5 separate regions of the Mus musculus genome follow, and regions 1, 2, 3 and 5 are each linked to region 4. Evidence: chromatin loops called from intact Hi-C (ENCODE). Cell type or tissue: heart. All regions are shown on one strand.

What was found. A loop is a pair of places that touch in the nucleus more often than their neighbours do. Peaks named below come from ENCODE experiments on the same cell type or tissue, not always from the same donor. Only the 100,000 strongest peaks of a DNase experiment are listed, where the experiment ranks them.
Region 1: it touches region 4 in a loop (3-fold over the local background); 9 of 42 quality-filtered maps call a loop at or near these places.
Region 2: it touches region 4 in a loop (4-fold over the local background); 21 of 42 quality-filtered maps call a loop at or near these places.
Region 3: a loop joins it to region 4, with 2.6 times the contacts of the local background. A loop is called at or near these places in 7 of 42 quality-filtered maps.
Region 5: a loop joins it to region 4, with 4 times the contacts of the local background. A loop is called at or near these places in 20 of 42 quality-filtered maps.

The regions. Positions count from the first base shown.
Region 1 is chr15:11,740,970-11,744,969 of GRCm38, reverse strand. No RefSeq gene overlaps it. Among named protein-coding and RNA genes, the nearest start is that of Gm34501, 13 kb to the right of the region's middle. In heart, no CTCF peak of the experiment used is centred here; a DNase peak (open chromatin) is centred at 2,449; H3K4me3 peaks cover 1,063 bases; H3K27ac peaks cover 2,134 bases.
Region 2 is chr15:11,907,915-11,911,914 of GRCm38, reverse strand. No RefSeq gene overlaps it. Among named protein-coding and RNA genes, the nearest start is that of Gm5144, 3.4 kb to the right of the region's middle. In heart, a CTCF peak has its summit at 1,816 (motif pointing right); a DNase peak (open chromatin) is centred at 3,464; H3K4me3 peaks cover 710 bases; H3K27ac peaks cover 494 bases.
Region 3 is chr15:11,750,929-11,754,928 of GRCm38, reverse strand. No RefSeq gene overlaps it. Among named protein-coding and RNA genes, the nearest start is that of Gm34501, 23 kb to the right of the region's middle. In heart, a CTCF peak has its summit at 1,516; a DNase peak (open chromatin) is centred at 1,498.
Region 4 is chr15:11,588,869-11,592,868 of GRCm38, reverse strand. No RefSeq gene overlaps it. Among named protein-coding and RNA genes, the nearest start is that of Gm41271, 110 kb to the left of the region's middle. In heart, a CTCF peak has its summit at 2,167 (motif pointing left); no DNase peak of the experiment used is centred here; H3K27ac peaks cover 672 bases.
Region 5 is chr15:11,410,725-11,414,724 of GRCm38, reverse strand. No RefSeq gene overlaps it. Among named protein-coding and RNA genes, the nearest start is that of Tars, 13 kb to the right of the region's middle. In heart, no CTCF peak of the experiment used is centred here; no DNase peak of the experiment used is centred here.

The DNA of each region.
Region 1 (4,000 bases), 150 kb before region 4:
ACATCAGCAAATGTGTTTCACAGTCTTGAAGGACTCCAGATGTTACAGTTGGACACACAGAGCAGGACACCTTCCAGTTAAAAGCATTAAACTATTGACAATTCTCTATTTCTTTTATTAGTGACCTTAGGGATGGTAAATTAGCACCCACAAATAAATGTTCCTGAACCAAAATATCAGCCAATCCCCTCTGCTATTTTATCCACCTGAAGTGAGTGAAAACAACTTAGGAGTTAGTGAAGAAGGAAAGGGCACAGACTCAGCCATAAACAAGTGTAAACTCAACAGATTCACAGAGCCAATATTAAATACCCAAGGCAAGATTTAAAATGCTTATAAGTATATAAAGGTAATTATTGAGGAAGCTAGATAACATATATTAAATGGTTTCTGCAGAAACCATAGCATGTATATAACCCAATACCTTAAAAATCATCATTAGTCTACAATGTTGGCGTTAGTCCCAGGCCCTGTGATCTCATTAAAGGAGGAATGACTGTATTTGCTGTCTGCCCACAGGGTGTAGTGCAGTGGCCAGCAATTTAAAGACATGCTTCTTGTGAAATATGTTTTCCTTTTGTTTGTTACCTAGTTTAAGGTCTCAAACCCAAGTCTTTTGTTGACCATCGTCAAAATATTTACCAGTCCAGTTTAATCCATGACCTTTCCCACTAAGAACTTTTTTTTCCTGTCGATTTTTTTAAAAAGAAAAGAAAATGAGTGGCAAGTTTCAGTTTCAATTCAAGCTATAAAGGTGTCGGCCTTCATGTGCTTTTTAAAAAAGATCTGTTAAATACGCATAAAGTTGAATAATCTTATGAGACTGAAAAATAATCTAAGCAAGTGACAATGATGTCAACAAAAATCACACATGGAGTGTTGGGAAAGTTCAATCACATACATGCTGGGTCAGAATAATGCTTGACTAACTAATTCCAGAGCAGAGAAGACATAGACAGCATGCTCCCTGATACAAAGCAATGAAGCAAGAAATCAATGAGAAAAATCTACATACATGCTTCTTAAAGCGTTGATAATGATAACCCATTCTAAAGGGACAGTAAAGAGTCCGTTGAAATTCAGCTGGCTCCCCCCACCTCTGATATCTTTATTTTTGTCCATCCATTTTATTTAAATGCTTGAAGGTAGGGATAGGATAAGGATGTCAATATGATCCGATGTCTTCCGCATCACTACAAAGCCCCTCCCTGCTGCTGCTTTTGCTCGGCATGTACTTTTATTATCCAGCATATTCTTTTTGCTCAGGAAAGAGGCCAGCTGGTTGTTAATATTCTGATCATCAACCCATCTTTGCAAACTAATACGGAAGGATGTTCAGCCATTGCAGAAGTTGGGTACAAGTAGCATTGGCATTTCATCTAGGCTCCATCCCATAGTTACCTGGCAACAGCCAGGTGTGCCTGACTCACTATAAAAGAGGCTGCTCGCCCCCTCCTCACTCTCTTACTCTCTTGCTCTTTCTCTTTTACCCTCTTTCCTCTCTGTCCCTCCTCTCCTCATTCCCCTCCCAGCCTCTTTCATTTCAGGCCTCTCCCTCCCTCCCTCCCTCCCTCCCTCCCTCCCTCCCTCCCTCCCTTCCTCCCTCCCTCCTTCCCTCCCTCAATTCCCCTCCCCATGGGAAGAGATGCCTCAGCATAGGCCCACAGAGGCACCCCCCCCCCCCCCCATCATAACAAGCCTCTACCAAACATCCCTGGCTTCTTCTTCTTCGTTTATAAAACACACCAAGTCGGCTCTGGGTAAAAGTCATGCTTGTAATGACTTTGGAAAATTTAGGGATACACATATATTCCTAGAAACAGTGGCTACTACAAAGCAGACATCTTATTTAATCTTCATCCTGTCTGCCTGAGGTAGGTATTATGGTCTGATAAAGAAACGAAAAGCATACGGACCTTAAAGGACTCCGTCACTGGCTTTCTGTCTTCTCACAAACCGGTCCTTTCTTTTGTGCTTTCTTATAAGAAACCAGGCAGTGTCAGTGAGTGGCCGGGGGACTTAGGGTAGACATTAACTAAAATTTGAGGGAGGAACATAGTCTTTTTTCCTACTTTTTAATGTGAACGTCTTGATTATTTAAATTTTGTTTTACAAGGAGCATATTGTATGTTTTTTTTTCCCTTAAAAAAATTATCGGATAAAATGAAGGAGGAGTCGTTAATTCGTCCTGGCTCCAAAAGCTTATTCTTGTGACAAACTCCATTGGAGCTATGGCCAGGAACTAGCAGTACCCGGTGAGCTTAGCGCTGTTATGAGAAAATAAAGGCCCCATCTGTATCAGTAATGCTTTGTATTTCTTTAGCACCTAATCTGAAGTTGTCCCTAAAGCTGAATAAACAGTCATTTATCCTCAGGGCACCCTGCGAGCTCCCTGGTGTGGTCTGGGAGGGTGTAGGGCTGAGTGATGATAGCCCACGATTAGTTAGCTTTCTGCCCACACTTAGGGATTCCAGCCCCTGGAGGGAAATCACTTCAGCTCTGTGTGCCTCCTCCCATCACCCTCAGCTAAAAGCATCATCGTCTCGGAATAATTCTTGGCCTCAAAGGGATGCTATTAATTAGCCTAAATACTAAAGGGCAGGACAATGAATGCCAGTTGTTCAGGATGAATGGATGGGGGATTTTACCCAAATCCTATAGCTGGCAGCTCTCTGGGAGAAGAGTGAGGTGACTTGCAGCCGCCACAGGAGAAGGCAAAGCAGAAGGAACAGCGTGGCCACTGTCCTGGTGTCACGCCCCCTCCTTTAACCACAGCGGACCACGGTCCCTGCCTCCACTAATTAGAAATTACTTCAGCACATAAACAGGCACTTTACAATGTTTTCTTTTTACGACGGGCCCCATGCTTGCTTCTCCTCTCCAGTGGCAGAAGGAACCAGCGCTGGCTTCCCACTGTCCCCAGCTCCTTTGCCGTTCCACGCCTACTCAGCCACAGAGAGAGCTGCAGCCACCCAGGCCCAGGCTGGGAAGAAGTCGGTAATCGGCCTTCTTCAACACGAATCTCCAAATGGCCTAGAGCTCTCAGCCACTACCACAGTCTTCTTTCTCCCTTCTCCCTCCTGTTCCTCCATCAGTAAGGTTCAGAAGGTTCCTTTCATAGAAAGCCTCAGTAGTGACAGGGCACTCTCCCTCAGAACACCCTTCCCATACACCACTCCATCCAGTGGTGAGTGATAACAGCGCTGTTTGTGTTTAATTAGCCCTTGGGTTACGGGCAGTTTGTGTTGAGGGTGTGGCTGTTTTAGTTGGTTATGGAGTTGACAGAAATATATGTGTATTGATGTGGGTCCCCTGTGTGTGCCCTCTCAGCGCGCTGGTCTGAAAACTCAACAGGCCCTCGTTCTACTGCCTGTGGAGGCAAATTATTGATACCTCCAGGAACTGATTCTGCTCCTTAAGACCGGAGTGATAATGCGACTTCTTAGGCTCTAAGTACCCACCAGGGCAAGGGTCGACAGTGTTTGTCACCCCGTTGCTGCTCTGCTTCCCAGAACTAATCAGAGACCAGCTTTGGAGACGACTGCCTGGGCAGCTGGCTCCATGCCCTGACCCGAGTGTCATCTGTTTATTTCCCTTATTTTTAAAATCATGTCTCTCATAGGATGCATGTCATGGCTTATATTCGTAAAAAAAAAATAACTAAAATAGAAGCATGATTATAAAGTAGTGGATCCCTGAAGGCAAACATTACAGAATGGACGCTCATCTAAATCTGTCATCCCTTTCGAAAGCATCCCTTTTGAAAGTTAGTACACACAATCCCAAAGTGGCAGTGTTTAGTAAGACCTTTAAGGAATTCTTACTTGAGGCGTGATATGTGCAACTAAAAGAAAATGGTAATTTTCTTCATTTAAAATTAACACATATCCATATTGAAAGCCTTGATTTTCTTGTTCTTCTAATTTAAACTTATAGTTAAACTTAGAATAAGCATGGCTAATCTCTCTCTCTCTCTCTCTCTCTCTCTCTCTCTCTCTCT
Region 2 (4,000 bases), 320 kb before region 4:
CTCCCCTGTTCATTACTTCTCCAACAGTTCCTGCTTTCTCTAGTTTTTGGTCTGTATTTCTGAGGAGTGCTGTATCAGCTGCATGGTGGACGGGCAAATGAACTTCTGTAGAAGGACTCCTATTGATCAAAGCTCTTGTCAAGCTTAACAGAAAATATCTGGTGGAAATCTGGGACCAATATCAAAGTGATATTGCCAAACAGTTCCATCCATTATAAATTAGGTTATTTGTAGCAGTAGGTTATTTTAAACAAGTTGCACAAGGGCTAAGTATTTTGGAGTTTTGAACTGATTTCTTCCTTCTTTGCAAATCACTAACTCAAAATCTATGGTCTGTAGAACTTTAAAAACTAGGCATTAAATCAAACCCATGACAATAATGACCATTAAATAATTTTCAAGCGGACATCAAGACGTTAGCTTCTACTTTCCCCCAATCTCATTTATACATTAGATTAAAATCTAGATTTAAGAGCTAGAAAATTGCTATGTGTAGTGGTTACATATATGATCTCAGATCTTAGTAAGCAGAAGCAGGAGAATCAGGAATTCAAGCCTAGCCTGGGCTACATAAGATACTGTCTCAAGAAACAAGCAAACAAAACAAACAAACAAACAAGCAAGCAAGCAAGCAAGCAAGCAAATAAGAAAACCGAAGGTTTAATCTATTGGATGACAACTTACATGTCTGCTTGTGAAATTTCTAAGTGCATGCTAACTACTCTGGAGGATAAAACCTAACTTACACCCAAATTAAAAAAGAAAGGTAGGTAGCAATACAGCTTAGTGTGATCGCAGACTCGAGGAGTGCTGTGGTACTCAGACGGAAGAGCGAGCATCTCTGAGGACTAGGGCCAAGTCTAAAGGCCAAAGGAGAAGGAGATCCTCAGACAGCAAAACCTAATAGAGGAGTTATCCATGTGCCTAAAATTCCATTGTATATATTTATGCACTTTCTCAGATTCTTTTCCAAAGAAAGGATACAGCTAAAAGAAAAAGAGAAGAAAAAAAAAAACCCAAATATAATCAGTATTGCTATATGTGAATTTAAAGCACATATAGTTTTCAACTTTTTAAAATTTACAAAGTGTGTGAATACATGTGTGTGTGTGTGTGTGTGTGTGTGAATACATGTGTGTGTGTAATATGTGTGGAGGTCACGGGGAGGCTTAGGACAGTTCACTCCTTCCTTCTGCCATATGCATCTGAAGGGATTGAACTCAGGCCACCGGGCTTGATTGCAGGTACCTTTATATGTGTGCTGAGCCATCTCCCTGGCCCGCAGAGTTCTTTTTACTCCATTAGACATGTTGTCTATAAACTAACAACACTATATTATATGCATTTCTTATGTCTGTACTCAGGCCAAGTCTTAGATGGGCAATATGGCTTTCAGAAATCTTTCTAATGTCACATGCCTCAGAACATCTTCAGAGAATCGAAAACACTATTGTAGTAGATGAAAAGCTCTGTGCTTTCAAGAGAAGCCCTTGAAGGCTACATGTAACTATAGCTTCTAATTAAATTGAGTCACACATTTAAATAAAAATACATACTTACTATTATTTGTAATATTGGCTAAAAAAATCACAGATTTGTATAATAGAAGAAGTGGGGCCAATTAATAGAGTCCTCCCAAGGAGAGCGGAGACCTAGAGGCAAATTCTAATCTAATTTTTTGGTGTCTACTGATTTTTCTCTCGTTTCTTCAATAGCGTTCTCTAAAACATTAACTGTATGTTTAGAAATGGAAGTCTCAGTACTCATTGAACTTCAGAAAGGGTTTTTGGATATGTGTCAGGGCCTTTCATCTTTTCTGCCTCTAGGGGGAAGTGTGTTTTCAACAATTCTGTCGTGCAGAAGGGATTTTCTTGTGCATTAAGGCTTCACTGTGGTAGTCTTCAGTGTGACCTCGGGATTGGCTGGACAAGATGGAAGGACCTTGGAAAATCTGCAAGGACCCTCACTTCACGAGTTTCAGGCCAGGGTTCTGAGGCAGGGGGATTGTGGAGAAAAATGCCCCAGACATTTTAAAAGTACATTTCAAAGAATCATTCTTTGAAATGACACATAACTTCTCCATACTGTGGGGCTGTGGCCAAAAAAAATACCTGGACACAAAACTCACTGACAGAACTAGAAACAAAATAGTTCTTGGATATTGATGAAAACATTTCTAAATCTTTTAAAACGTCTATGAGTTTCTGTAATATCGCATTTAACATTAATATGTTTAGGCTTTCAGCTAGCTAATTTTATTCCTTTGTTTTCTTTGACAATCGAAGTTGATAACTGAATTCTGAATGTGAAAAACATGGCCCTTCCCCAATTTCAGTGATTAGGTTTTTGTTTTTTTGTTTGGAGTTGAAAGGAACAGTATGTAAAACCTGAACGCAAGACTGTTTCTACTTATCCCTTTTCTTTCCTATTTTACTAACATTTATGATAAAAAATGTTACAAAAGTTATCTTTATCAAGTGGTGTTCAGTTTTACTGTTCTGGAAAGCCTAAAAACATATTGCTAAGATATTATAAGATGGTGCGTGCCAGTGTTTGTGTGTGTGTGTGTGTTACATTGCATTGAATTTATCTTAGCCAAGTAACTCCCATCTCCAGCTTTCTTTTTTACCTTTTATTGGTGATGGGACCTTGTAAAATTAAATCACCCAGGCTGGCCTTGTGTTATTCTGCAGCCCAGGCAGCCTTTGATATCCTCCTGAGTAGTTTGTGTCACCAGGCCCAGTTAAAAATGTGATACACAGAATATGATTGACAGTGACAATCTGCTTGGTTACCAACCCTATTTTACATAGTATTGTAGGTGACCTTTTCCAACAGTAAATATCCTCAGGAGACAAAGAGCTGTTTAAATGCAACTTGTAGGGGCTGGTGAGATGGCTCAGTGGGTAAGGGCACTGACTGTTCTTCCAAAGGCTCTGAGTTCAAATCCCATGGTGGCTCACAGCCATCCATAATGATATCTGACACCCTCTTCTGGTGTGTCTGAAGTCAGCTACAGTGAACTTATAATAAATAACTTAATAAATAAATCTTTAAAAAAATAAATGTAACTTGTACATTCTTTGGGTCACAGTTCATTTTTTTCTGGACTAAGATGGCAGAACTATGTGATAGTTATACATGGTAGTTTTAGCTGGTTGCCCAAAGAACTCTGATGGAAAGTAAACAGATCCTCCTAACACCCAGAATAAGTAAACACAAACCTCCCAAGAGCACAATAGACTTGTTACTGTTAATAATCTTGCACTGTTGGCACTGGAAGACCTTTTAAAAAAAATCTCAGCATCTGTTCAGTTGGAATCTGCAAGGATGTGTTGAACATGCACGCGGACAGCAACCCTGTGTTCCCCTCCCCTCTGTTTCTGGACTGATCCACCATTTCCTGTTGTCTGTGCTCTTTAACAACAGGCTGGAAGCTGAGTGCTTCTACCCAAAGGCCACAGGGAGGCCAGGGTGCTAGCCATAACGTAAGTGCACTGCCCTGCTGTTGACCCAAGAGCGAGGCTGGGCAGCGCCAGAGATGCGAGAGGCACTCCATACCCGGTGCCCCTGAAATCCCAGACTCTTCCAGTGAGCCCACATGGTACACTGCAGAATCATACCGCTGTTGGCTGGTGTTCCCCAGACACAGGGCATACCGGGTAGTAATAGGAAACCGGCTCCGTCCTTCACGTCTCCTGGCAACCAGTTGAAATCCACTAAGACCCTCGGAATCCAGGATTTAGCTGTTTATTTTTTTCTTAAATAACGATGACTCTATAAACAAATGTTTGCTCTCCCAAGTGTTCAGGAAGGATTTAATTGCTGCGAAGTGCTAAATGTCAGTTTCCAACGTACGTGGATAACTCTTCAGAATTCAAATTTATATATCCACCTCTCTTAGAACTGGTTAGCAGTTCTAATTAAATAAACAAAAGCTCACCTAGGATTTAGAAGCCCCTACTTACAGCGAAGGCTTAGGGATCACTGTCCAACTGAA
Region 3 (4,000 bases), 160 kb before region 4:
GTGTGTCTATGTGGTTTTTGCATGTGTACATGTTTCTATGTGTGTCTGTGAATGGTGATGGTGGTGTGTATGTGTTCCAGTGTATATGTGTGTGTGAGTTCATTAGTGTGTGTGTGTGTGTGTGTGTGTGTGTCTGTTTGTTGTGTACTGAATGTATATAGAGAGGCCAGAGAGAAATGTTTGTGTCTCCCAAAATGGTTCTCCACCTTATTTTTTGAGATAGAGGCTCTTTACTGAACGTGGAGCTTGAAGATTTGACTGGTCATCAGCTCCAGGAACCCCTCTGTCTCCACCTTCTAATGATAACATGACGGGCACACACATGAGGTTTTATGTGAGTGCTGGTGCTCTGATTTCAGGTTCTTATGTTTGTGTAACAGGCACTCACCTCTGAGCCATATCCCCAGCCCTGGTGTATTCTCGTGGACATTTTAGTCTCAGGATGAAGAGCTCATGAGTTCGACTCTAGCCAGAAGTAATTTCAGGCAGAGGAACATTTGCATACAAAGATATTTTCATCAGAACTATGAATCTAAATAGGATGGATGAGGTTTAAAGACTAATACAATTGAATTATTGTGTTTTACAGAAGAGGACACTAGGGGTGTAAGAAGAAAGGTGGCCTTGATTCTCAGTCACTTTGTGATCAAGGCTAATGGGGGACAAGAAGGCAAGCCATCACTCATGTTTTATATGTACCACCACAGGATCCATGGTAAGATTCAGCTTTGTTGAGGAACATTAAAAGAGAAGAAAGGATTCAGTAACTTTTCTAGGACCTCTGGACTGCATACGTTACTCTATTTGTATCTTATACTCATTACTAGGCTTGAGTCTTGAGGGTTGTCAACACATGGGCAACTGTTTATTTGCAAATCATGTACTCCAAAATTACTTGCAACATGGTTAGAGAATTCCTCAGCGTAACCCAATGAAAAAAGAACTGTGGGAATTTCACACACCCATACAGCTGTGTTTTTATCACTGGATGTCTTTGCTCACTCATCAGGAGAGAAGGTCCTTTATCACCAGCTTGGCCGCATGAGCTTGTACCAGTCAGCAGGCCTCTCTCTTTGCATGCTCAAAATGTAGCACTTGTTAGAATAACAACATGGGTAAACTGTCAAAAGCTTCCAGGCTGTACAAGTTCTCGAGAACTGTAGGGCTCTATGTGATGGTAGCTATGATCTATATAGTTTTGGATATTAATTGTCTGGCTCAGTCATCTTTAAGACCACTGTAAAATACTGTAAAAGCTCTGCCCAATATCTGAGCATCTCCTCTACACATGACTTCCCATTTTTGCACAAATCTCTCTTCTTTCTTCTTAGACTTAACTAGGTCTTCATTAAAGTAACATGCCCACAAAAGAATGACATTTTCAGAAGGATTGTTTCAACAAAACCAGTTCCAGGCAGTCAAGTATCCCTCATCTTTTCCTTACGTGGTCCTGCTGTTTTAGGGAGCTGAATACTGCCCACAGGGTAAGGCAGAAAGAACACCAGTGCCACCACCTGGATGCAGGGAGAAAGAGGCAATGCATATCCCAGATGCTCAGTGTCTGAGGTGGGGATCAAGCCATCTTGTCTGGTTTGTCGCCTTGCCTCTCTGTGTCATCTCTAGTCATGATGTCTTTGTCTATTTTTCTCCATATGTTCTTTTATTTCCTGCACACGTGTTCATGCAACCCTAACTTCTAGTTTCTGTTTTTCTGTTTAGGAATAAGTCCAGAACATGGTGGGGGGCATGCTAAGCTGGGGCGTGAGGGAGCTGAGAATTGGGGAACACTCTGAAGGACTCATCCAGTGGGTTTTGTCTTCATGTGGGTTTGTGTTTTCTCCTGAACACACAGGAAAAGCTTATTGGCGAAATCTGGCTTCATGCTGTTTGAACTGTAAGAATCAAGCAATATGAAATCTTTTGTCCTGAAGTCAAGGGGCTAGTGACAATTTTCTTTCTCTATGAGAAACAAAACAAAACAAAACAGTACATCATCCTATCTGACTTAAGACAAGTGAGCTATGTGGCGATGCACAGGTTTTGTCTGCGTAATGTGACCCCACAGACTAAGTCAGGGCTCAGGGCAACTGTTAACAAATGGCCCTTAGACAAGTGGTTCTTAACCTGTGCATCAAGACCTCTTGGTTGGGTGGTCAAATGACCCTTTCACAAACTTGAATATCAGATATTCTGCCTATCAGGTATTTATACTATGATTCATAACGGTAGCAAAATTGTAGTTATGAAATAGCAACAAAAATAGTTTTATTGTTGGGGGTCACTATAACATGAGGAACTCTATTAAAAGGTCATAGCATTAAGAGGGTTGAGAACCACTGGCTTAGAGTAATTAGTCTGAGACAAAAGCATTCTTATACCTGTCTTCTTGGCTTCTGTAGAGATTTCCTCCTAGACAGATCCAAAGACCACCACCTTCTACAGACAGTTATTCAAATCATTAACCATCGCTGACCAGGTGTCAGACCCAGAATTACAGAAAGAAGGTGGGATCAGTTCTAAATTAAGGCTAGGTTTTTTTTATTTTTTATTTTTATGTCAATGATGTTGTCAAACATTTGTTTTTAGTAATTCACTCCAGGCTTCCATGGATACCAATGGTACTCTGAAGATTACACATAAGCCATAGGTAGAGAGGCGGGATGCTGGAGCAGTGTGCTTCTCTCTCTCTCTCTCTCTCTCTCTCTCTCTCTCTCTCTCTCTCTCTCTCTCTCTCTGTGTGTGTGTGTGTGTGTGTGAATGCCTGTGTGAGTATGACTGTTTGTGTGTGTGTCTCTATGTGAGTGTGAGCGTGTGTGTGTGCTGATACCTCTATCTGTTCTAAGTGCTTTTTTTTAATCTACTGTCTGCATCCGTGTTCTGTGATACACTGACTTCTGAGTGTTGTTTACATATAGACAGTTATGACTGATGGACTTCTAAGGATGATTGAGAACCTGAGAGAGAGCAATGAGTTTGGTCCTCTGACCCAGTCCTTCATAAACAGCGCTGATTCATCTCTAGCATTAGTATCCCTGACTCTTGTACTCCCTATGTATTTTGAGCGGTTTAATTTTGTTCTGATTTTTAAAAACTCCCAGGTTGGGTTAAGGATTCACTTGTCAGGCTGGAGGTTTTGAATAGGAACTTAGCTAGTTTCCGTCTAGAGGAATTGTAATACAACCAGAAGCCAAGTGTTCCATTTAATAGCGCCTCTCAAAAGTTAGAGTTGAGTACACAAGTTCTAATTCCTCTTTGAACTCTTTATACCACCTAAGGTTGCATGCACAGTGTTTGGCCAGCAAATACTGTTTGAACAGAACCTATAAATTCTAGAATTGAAGTATTAAACTGAAGCTTTAACTAAATAATACCCCACAATCTGACAACATCCACCTTTGTAAACTTGTTCCTGATCATGGAAATGAGATGGCAGAGTCCTGGGGAATCTCTCCTTCCTTCCTTCCTTCCTTCCTTCCTTCCTTCCTTCCTTCCTTCCTTCCTTCCTTCCTTCCTTCCTTCCTCCCTCCCTCCCTCCCTCCCTCCTTCTTTCCTTCTTCTTCCCTCTCCCTCTTCCCTCCCTCCTTTATTTCTCTTCCTTCCTTCTTTCTGTTCCTCTTCAGCTTTCCTTCTTTCTCCTCCTCCTACCCAGATTTCTTCAACACCTCCTTGACAAAGAACTGATTTCACTTTTGGCAAACTTACCCCCTCAGGACTGAGAACTTAATATTCTACTCTTAAACCATGGAAATTGATTTTCGATAACACCAAAAAGGGCAACGTGTTTGCTGAAACACGTTTCAAGTAGTATCGAAACACCCAGGATGAAAGGTAAAGCCCCTCGTTTGGTTTCTGTTTGAATAGTGTAGCCACACAATCTTTGCTGAGAGAATCAGCCTGTCCTCTCAGCCTGTGCTCCTTGGCTTTATCTTCACAGGGAAGGAATGCTTAGAATAAAACCCTAGGAGTTAATCCTGGTGGGAAGATGGTGGCACAACAGAGC
Region 4 (4,000 bases):
TGCTTTTTCATTTACATCACATGCATGGAGTATTTATACTATCAGAATGTTCCTTTATGAATTTATGTTTATGTAAAATCTCATGGGTTTTGCTCTATCATTGATTTTGATGCTTGTTTGTATATGGTGGGGCAGGTGAGAGCTTTTCATGGAACTTCTTGAGGTTTTAGTTCCCTCTCAATCACTACTTGATCCCTTCATTCTACCTAACATACCTAACATACACCACACACACACACACACACACACACACACACACACACACACACACACACACACTGTTCTAATCTCAGCTGGAACCTGCACCCACTCTGGGACCAGACATTTTCCTGAGTAGTTTTTACAATTTTTTGAAACTTTCATACTCATATATGCTATATCTTGATCATTTCCACCCTCCATTTCTACACTGTAGATCTTCACACAGCCCCAACACATCCAGCCCCTTCCCAACTTCATTTCCTCTTCCTCTTCCTCCTCTTCTCCTTCTCCTCCTTCTTCTTCTCCTCTTTCTCCATCTCTCTCTCTCTCTCTCTCTCTCTCTCTCTCTCTCTCTGTATGTGTATGTATGTGAGTGTGAGTATGTGTGTGTGTTAGCCACTAAGTACAATTAGTGTTGCTCGTATATCTGTAGGCTCACGATGTCTGATTAAGCATCAACAACCTATCAAGGGGCCAGACCCTCAAAAGGAATGATCCATCCCCCACCCCCACCCCGGCAGCTACCACACTGCAGTAGCTCCTCAGTTAGGGGTAGGGCCTGGCAAACCCTTCCTCATCTATCCAGGAATCTTGACTGATTATTTTAAGCAGTTGCTGTTGAGTTAATGAGCACAACAGCCATGTCAGGTCTACAGGACAGCATTTTGCAGTTCTCCTCCTCTCCAGCTCTTGAATTCTTTCAGTAGAGGCTGGGAGACTCTGAAGATGTAAAATTTAGGGTTGAGCACTTAACCTTTTATTCTCAGCAAGAGACGAAGTGTTGAGAAACAAAAGTGCTAAGAATAATCTGGAAGTAAGTCCTTCTTAGCTCAAAGTAGCGTCAAATCCCCCCAAATGCTGGGCTTGTCCCAGGCACCCCGGTGCCTCATACCCATTAACTCTTAGATACAAGGCATGGCTGTGAATATGATCACTCTTTCCAAGTTCGCATCTCATTTATTGTCTCATCTTACATCATCTCTATGTTGTCAGAACATGAACACCTTTCTGTTTTTCTATCCTTGTGCTCAAATTTGCTTTAGTCTTATGTATGTAATAAAATACATGAAATGTTTGTCACCAGTCCCATTGATAAGATTTTTTAGGCCCTATATTTATGTAAACAAAGTCCATAGATTATTTTTCCATGGTATTAAGATCTGGTATAAAAATCTATGGTTTATAATTTTTTCCTAATATTTACATAGCTGTTTTTTATGCCAGTCTATATTTTTAAGCTTCCTTGTAAATCGTAGGATATTTCCGAGAAAATTGCCTTCTCAACTTTGGATTCTATGGTTCTTCTTGGCTATGTCTCTAACCTGACTGTTGCTGGTCCATTTTACCAGGTGCACTAACTTTTATAAATGTAGATTCAGATGTTTGGCTATCTCTGCTGTTTTCTTCATGGTTTAAATAGAAGCTATGTCCTTGGAGTCTAGTATAGGATTTGTTTTTCTTTATTGCTTATCTTCCATTTCAGCCATTTTCTTTCTGTTTCTTGGGGCACAGTATTTTTCCCTTTTGTAATCTTTTGTTTTCCTGGTTTAATATCCCATAATATTAATCACTTGAGCTTGTCGACTCTCGGGTATTTGGCAGTCTGCTCATCCTGTCCTGATACTTTCGTGTGTTCCTTGTCTCTTTTTTCTGAGTTTAGTCAATTTCTTCTGCGAGTTACTGCTTCCTGTCTATGTTGTTTCTGACGGTTCACATTTGCAAAGGCTTGTTCAGGAATTCGAAATCAGATGGGGGGGGGGTGTTGTGTCTTCCTTTTCTTCTGTTTTGTGATGCTTTCTAGGAAGAAATTTCTATCTGGTGAAGTATTTTGATTCTGGTTTTGTAATTTTATAGTAACTTTTACATGATACATTCAGTTTGCCATAACCCATCTCATTTAGACATTGGTGGCTGGCAAAATTTTTAGTTAAATAGCGCCCTCTTCTGTCAATGTGGCAAAGGCTGGGCTTAATGAGGAGGGGCTGAGGAAAATGAGTAATTTTTCGCTTAGGAATCAACTTTGTACATTTTTATTATATTCAGGACACGAAGCATCTTCTTACTATTTTTTACATACTTTTCATCCTGTAAGTCTGCCTTAATTTAGTTTCTCTTGATGAGAATTCCATTTTTACACATATTGTCAAGTGGACTGACACAAAGACTCTACTGAAGCATGCTTCCCAGTTATGTCTACACTGTGCTATCTGCTCATAGCTTCACTGATGTCTATCGTCAAACCTCTTGATATCATCACATTCCTAGATGTCTCTGAATTCGTTGAGCATTTTTCTTAAGCGACTTGCTTGTATCAGGGCCAGGCATTGCATGTCCCTGGTAAGCACTCTGCGGACTGGGGATCTCCCCAGTCTCCCCTTTAGTGCTTGGAACCCATTCGTATTTTCTTCCCTGTGAACTATATTTTCACAGCTTTTACTCTAATATGGGCTGTATTGAAGTACTTCTTTGAATCTGGAATTAGGGTTTGTTGTGAATTCAGTTCTAGCCTTTGCCTAGGAACACACAAGAAGCAGAACAATTAAATTAGACGGGGCGGACATTTGCTCTGAAGGGAACATTTCACAGGCTGAACTAATCTAAGCAAGTTCATTTACCCCCCTAATTTGAACTGGCTCAAGGCTGAGTCACTGAGCTAGATATTTATATGGTCTTAAGATAAAGTGTCCTGTGAAATCGCAATGTCAGTTTCTGCTGGAGCTGGTATCACAGTGTGCAGCACGATCATCCAGCTCGACAGTCCTGAGTAAAATGGGGGCTGGAGGAAGCTGACTGCAAGAAGAAAGCAGGAAAGACGCTGAGTAAGAAACAGAAATAATTGATGCTCCAATTCCATGAAAGCCGGGAACAAAACACTCATTTTGTTTCAGTGTTACTTGAAATTTGTAATACATGTTTTTGAGATTGTCTACTGTGGCCTTAAAAAAAAATAACCCTTTACTTTAAATTAGCTGATTTGCTTTCTTTTCCATAATTACAATGCCTTTTCTGTGAAAAGCATTAAACTGTGTGGCCCATTACCTCAAAGGGCCAGTGTATAAAAGATCCAAGGGGTTATAGAGCTCAGTTTGTGACATATAGAATATACCTTCTGGTGTAGGCAAGTTTTTATTTTTATTTTTTAAATTATAACTTATCCCTCACCGGCTGAGCTCTCATTGACAAGGTTCCAGATCAAATGAATAGGTCATTTAGTTATCTAAGTTTTCATTTATGATGAAAATTATCTTTCAATGGTTGTAACCATTCAACACTTGCTTGTGGATGAATTAAAACCGTTAAATTGAAAACACATATAACGATATACCCATTTTAGATGGAAGAAATAATTCTTCCAAACCATGTAGAATATATATATATATTAGAATATATATTAGTTCTTTAAAAAGTAGGAGGAGAAGGAGGGAGGGAAAAAGGGGAGGACAATAATGACGGGGAGAGACATGTTTAGCTGGGCTGTGCTATAAATGAAAATCTTGGCCATTTGAGCATACCTAGTCCATGTTATTCCACTCTCTGACATAAACAACCTCGTATGATATGGACATCAGATGAGGTTACTCAGACCACACAAAGAGAGAAGAAACCATTTTTACAAAGTCTAGGTCACTCACAAAATGCCAACCAAAGATCTCTCCTGGCTCCTCTTGCCTGCTTCTCCTTTGAAATGAGTCACCTCACACTTCCTCCCTCTATTTGCTAAAACACAGAACTGTCCCCTCTTTTTGAAAATATCCAGTGCTCATTAAATCTCTGCTCTTGTGAACCTTCCTGCAAATCT
Region 5 (4,000 bases), 180 kb after region 4:
GATATACACATAGTGACGCAAACGAGTATGGATAAGTCTGGGGGGAAAACACCGTATGATAACAGTACTTGTCTATGGCGTCAGGATGAATCGAGTTTTATGTATTTCATGGACTGTTATCTATTTTCCAAATGTTCTAGGGTGAACACATCCATGTTTAGGAACATGAAAATGTGTTTTTTTGTTTTGTTTTGTTTTGTTTTGTTTTGTTTTTTTGTTTGTTTTTGTTTTTGTTTGTTTTGGAGTGACAAGGGGGGGGTGGTCTCGCTGTCATCAGTTTGCTTTGAACAGCACGAACCCTCTATGGACATGTTAGCTGTGTGTTGTACCTAGACATGGATTTGACGCTCACAAGGCCAATGATTATCTAAAATTCGCTCTGTTTCTAATTAGCAAGTAACCGTTCTTGTTGCCAAGCCTAAGGGCCACAGCTTAATCCCTGCAACCTATGGACGAAGACCATTTACCCACAGAGCCGTCTGATCTCTGCTCTTCACTGTGATACATGCATGTACACACACACACGCATGTGCATGCATGAGTGCTCACATGGGTACATGTACAAGCACACAAGCACATGCACATGTGCATTCACACACACATGCAAGCATACACTCTCACACACATACACACACATGCATACAAAGCTAAGTAAATAAAAATAAAATGAGCTTTATAAACCAGAACAGGAGACAAGTTGACAAATTTCCCTAGTGCTGGTATAAAATTACAATTTTTCTTATGTTTTGCTCTTTCCAACAAAGTCAGTTTTGCCAGAACTGACAAAGAAGACCATAATTATCTCTCTCTGGGAATAATCATTAAAATCAGTGCTGTAGTTTCCTAGAATATCAGTTTTAACTCAATAAGTGGATAATTGATCAACTCTCCAGACAATTTGGGGATTCAAATATCACATATTTTTCGCTCTGGTGTCTCTAAAGAGAGATGAAATGGATTACACATGTAGCATGCCTTAGACCCTGCAGTCACTCTACATGTATAGCATGCTGTAAACCCTGCAGTCACTGCATGTATAGCATGCTGTAGACCCTGCAGTCACTGCATGTACAGCATGCTGTAGACCCTGCAGTCACTCTGCATGCATAGCATGCTGTAGACCCTGCAGTCATGCATTTGTACTTTCTACTTCATTTGCAAAGAGTTTCCCTTGAAACATCTGGTTTTCAAAACTTCAGTCTAATCCCCATGTAGTCATGTATCTTAATCTTATATTTTTAATTGTTTGTCCCAAAGAACTATAATTTAATGTACTATCAGAAACATAATATAGTTTTCCCCTCAGTTGGACCTAATTGCAATTTAAAAAAAAGATTCTTTTTTTTTAAAGGGGGGTATGCAGTAAGATGATACTCAAACACAAGTGGCGGGTGAACCCCAGGACTAGAGAAGTGAATGAGGTGTAGAGAAAATCTCTGAGAAGCCAAGCTAAGGCAGGTAAAGGCAGAGCATGATAGAGGATGACAGAATGTGTTTCACAGAAACAGAAAATGAATAGTTTTCAAATTCCTATACATACACACAGAGAGAGAGAGAGAGAGAGAGAGGAGAGATTAAGTATTGATATTATAATTACTATCTTGTTTATTACAGCAACTTAGAATCAGCAAGTAAGGTGTTTGGGGTGCCTTTTATTCTTCTTCTCAAATTTATTACCAAATCCTTAACTATGCTAGTAGAACCTTCATCAGCTTCAAGGAGTGTGCTTGTCAGGGGAGGGGGAACTTGCACATATTTTTCCCACAGGATTGTCTTTGAATTAAAAATAAATTTGCTAAAAACCATACATTACCATTGATTCATCTAAAGAATGCTATCTCAAAAATATTCCTAAAAACCAAAGTCCCTGGCCTAGTTATCCTTGCCACGCCTCCTTCTGTCTGAGCTCAGTTTTCCTTGAAGTCAGTGAGAGCAGAGAACCTCCCTGGAAAGGCTGTGTCCCTGATTCGAAGCTCACCAACAGCCTGAGTGGACACTCAGTTCATCTCTGAAGGAATCTGATCCAAGGGCAAGAGTGAGACAAGCTGGCCTCTGGAAGGTCAAAGTTTTCCAGAAAGGCATTCAAAATGAGAAAGTGGCTCACTTCCACTACAACCTGGCTTGCTTACAGATAAAAGCTATAAATTTGACTTCAAGGTGTAGGTGTCTTCTGTTGGCTTATACTACCAGAACACACTTTACATTAAAATAAAAAACCGAAAGTAAAAGATACAGACACCTGGCTGTTTCATTCTGTGGGTGAAGCAAACAATATTGGAAGAAACATTTGACCATTCCTTTGGCTGAGTAACCTTAGACACTATGTTGTTAAACCAGGAAACCGTTAACAATGGACAGCTTTCTCACCTGGTTGTTGAGTTTCAGAGATAGGCTGTTGGATTGTGTGTCTGGGTTGAAAGAGCGGTCAGATTTGAAACATTAGAGAGCTTCACTTTCTTGATTCTTTAATATTTTATTTCATTTAAAATAAGTTAATGTCCTGCCCTGAATGTCTGAAGTTGAGGGGAAATAGAAGACCTGATACACAGTTCTACAGCTGGGATAGAAAAGTGTTAGAGTTTACAACAGGAACACACACACCACCTGAACACAGTAACGAGAACAATGACCCGATGATGTCATCCAAATAAGCGAGCTGTAAGGATTGTGTTCCCCAGCGATGACCAAGTAAACATGAAATCCTCACACTGAAATACTGCACGTGTTCCGGTTATTTATTGCCTCTAACTCCATTAACAAGTCTGCAAAGCACAGAGTTGGCTTGAGGGGAATATAGAAATTCAATCAGCGTACATGTGTGGACACAGATCATAGAGAACTTTGCTTGCTCCCTCTCTCTGAAACCAACTGGGAACTTCTTGCTACAAGCAAATTACATTGTCCAATGACTAAGTTCATCGAGACGATCAAGGAAAGAGGGAGAAAGTCCTAATGCCAGATGATATAAAAGTAGAAAAACAAATCAAAACAAAAACCGTTGAGCATCTCTGTTTCCCCCTCAGGAACAGACTGATAATAAAAATGGAACTCAGTGAAGTCTCTATTGAGGTTCTGGCCTCCTTCTTGTTGCAAACTGAGTAGGGAAAGCAAGATGAAAGGGGAAGGAACACAAAAGCTGGTCCCTTAGATCCTAAACCCCCCTGCAGCTGGAGAGCTGTCCTCTTAAATGCACTCATGAACAGTCATGGGCGGAGCTCAGCACTGCTTCTGAGACTCTTCATTTTCTCACCCATGGAAGAATGTATGATTTCTGCTGTGGGTATCACTGGAGAAGACTACTCAGACACAGGTTTAAGCCGATTGAAAGTCTACTCGCTGGCTGAGGACTAGGTGTTCTGGATTCCAGCATATACCCACACCTTTCCCAGGGTGAGGTTTTAAAGACAAAAGCCATGCCCTGGGTTGATGTACTTCAGCTAACAAGAACAAATAGCCAGAAGTGAAATACAGACGCCAAAGAGCTTAGTACATTTAGAAATGTTCCCAGAACTCTGGACTTTGGTGGTTTAAGGCTTTGTTTGTTTTAGTTGGTGGTCCTGTCTACTGAGTTTTACAGCCTGAATGGTACTTCTACCATGGAGTCGGTTGTGCTAAGGATGTGAGGGCCTTCTAAATTCTGGGGGCCTGTTATAATGTCACCATCCACGGAGAAGTTGATCACAAGAAAACCATGCCTGGTGGCTCATCTCTGTAATCCCACTCGGTTCCTTCTCTCTAAAGGCATGATTGCCTATGTTGGCCTGAGGGAAAAAACAAGGCAGAAATGGCTGGGCCATAGAGACTTCAGGCAGTCAGAGAGCAGGAAGTGAAACAGGCTGCTCAGTAGACAGACATTCATTTAATCGGAAGGAACAAAGGCTTTGAGGAGCAGTGAGTAGGGGCTATGGGGGCCAGGGTGCTGCGGATGCCTCATTTATATAAGGAGGAATCCCAGGTGCTGCTGGATATGACCTTATAAGGGGAAAGGAAGTTTAACCTG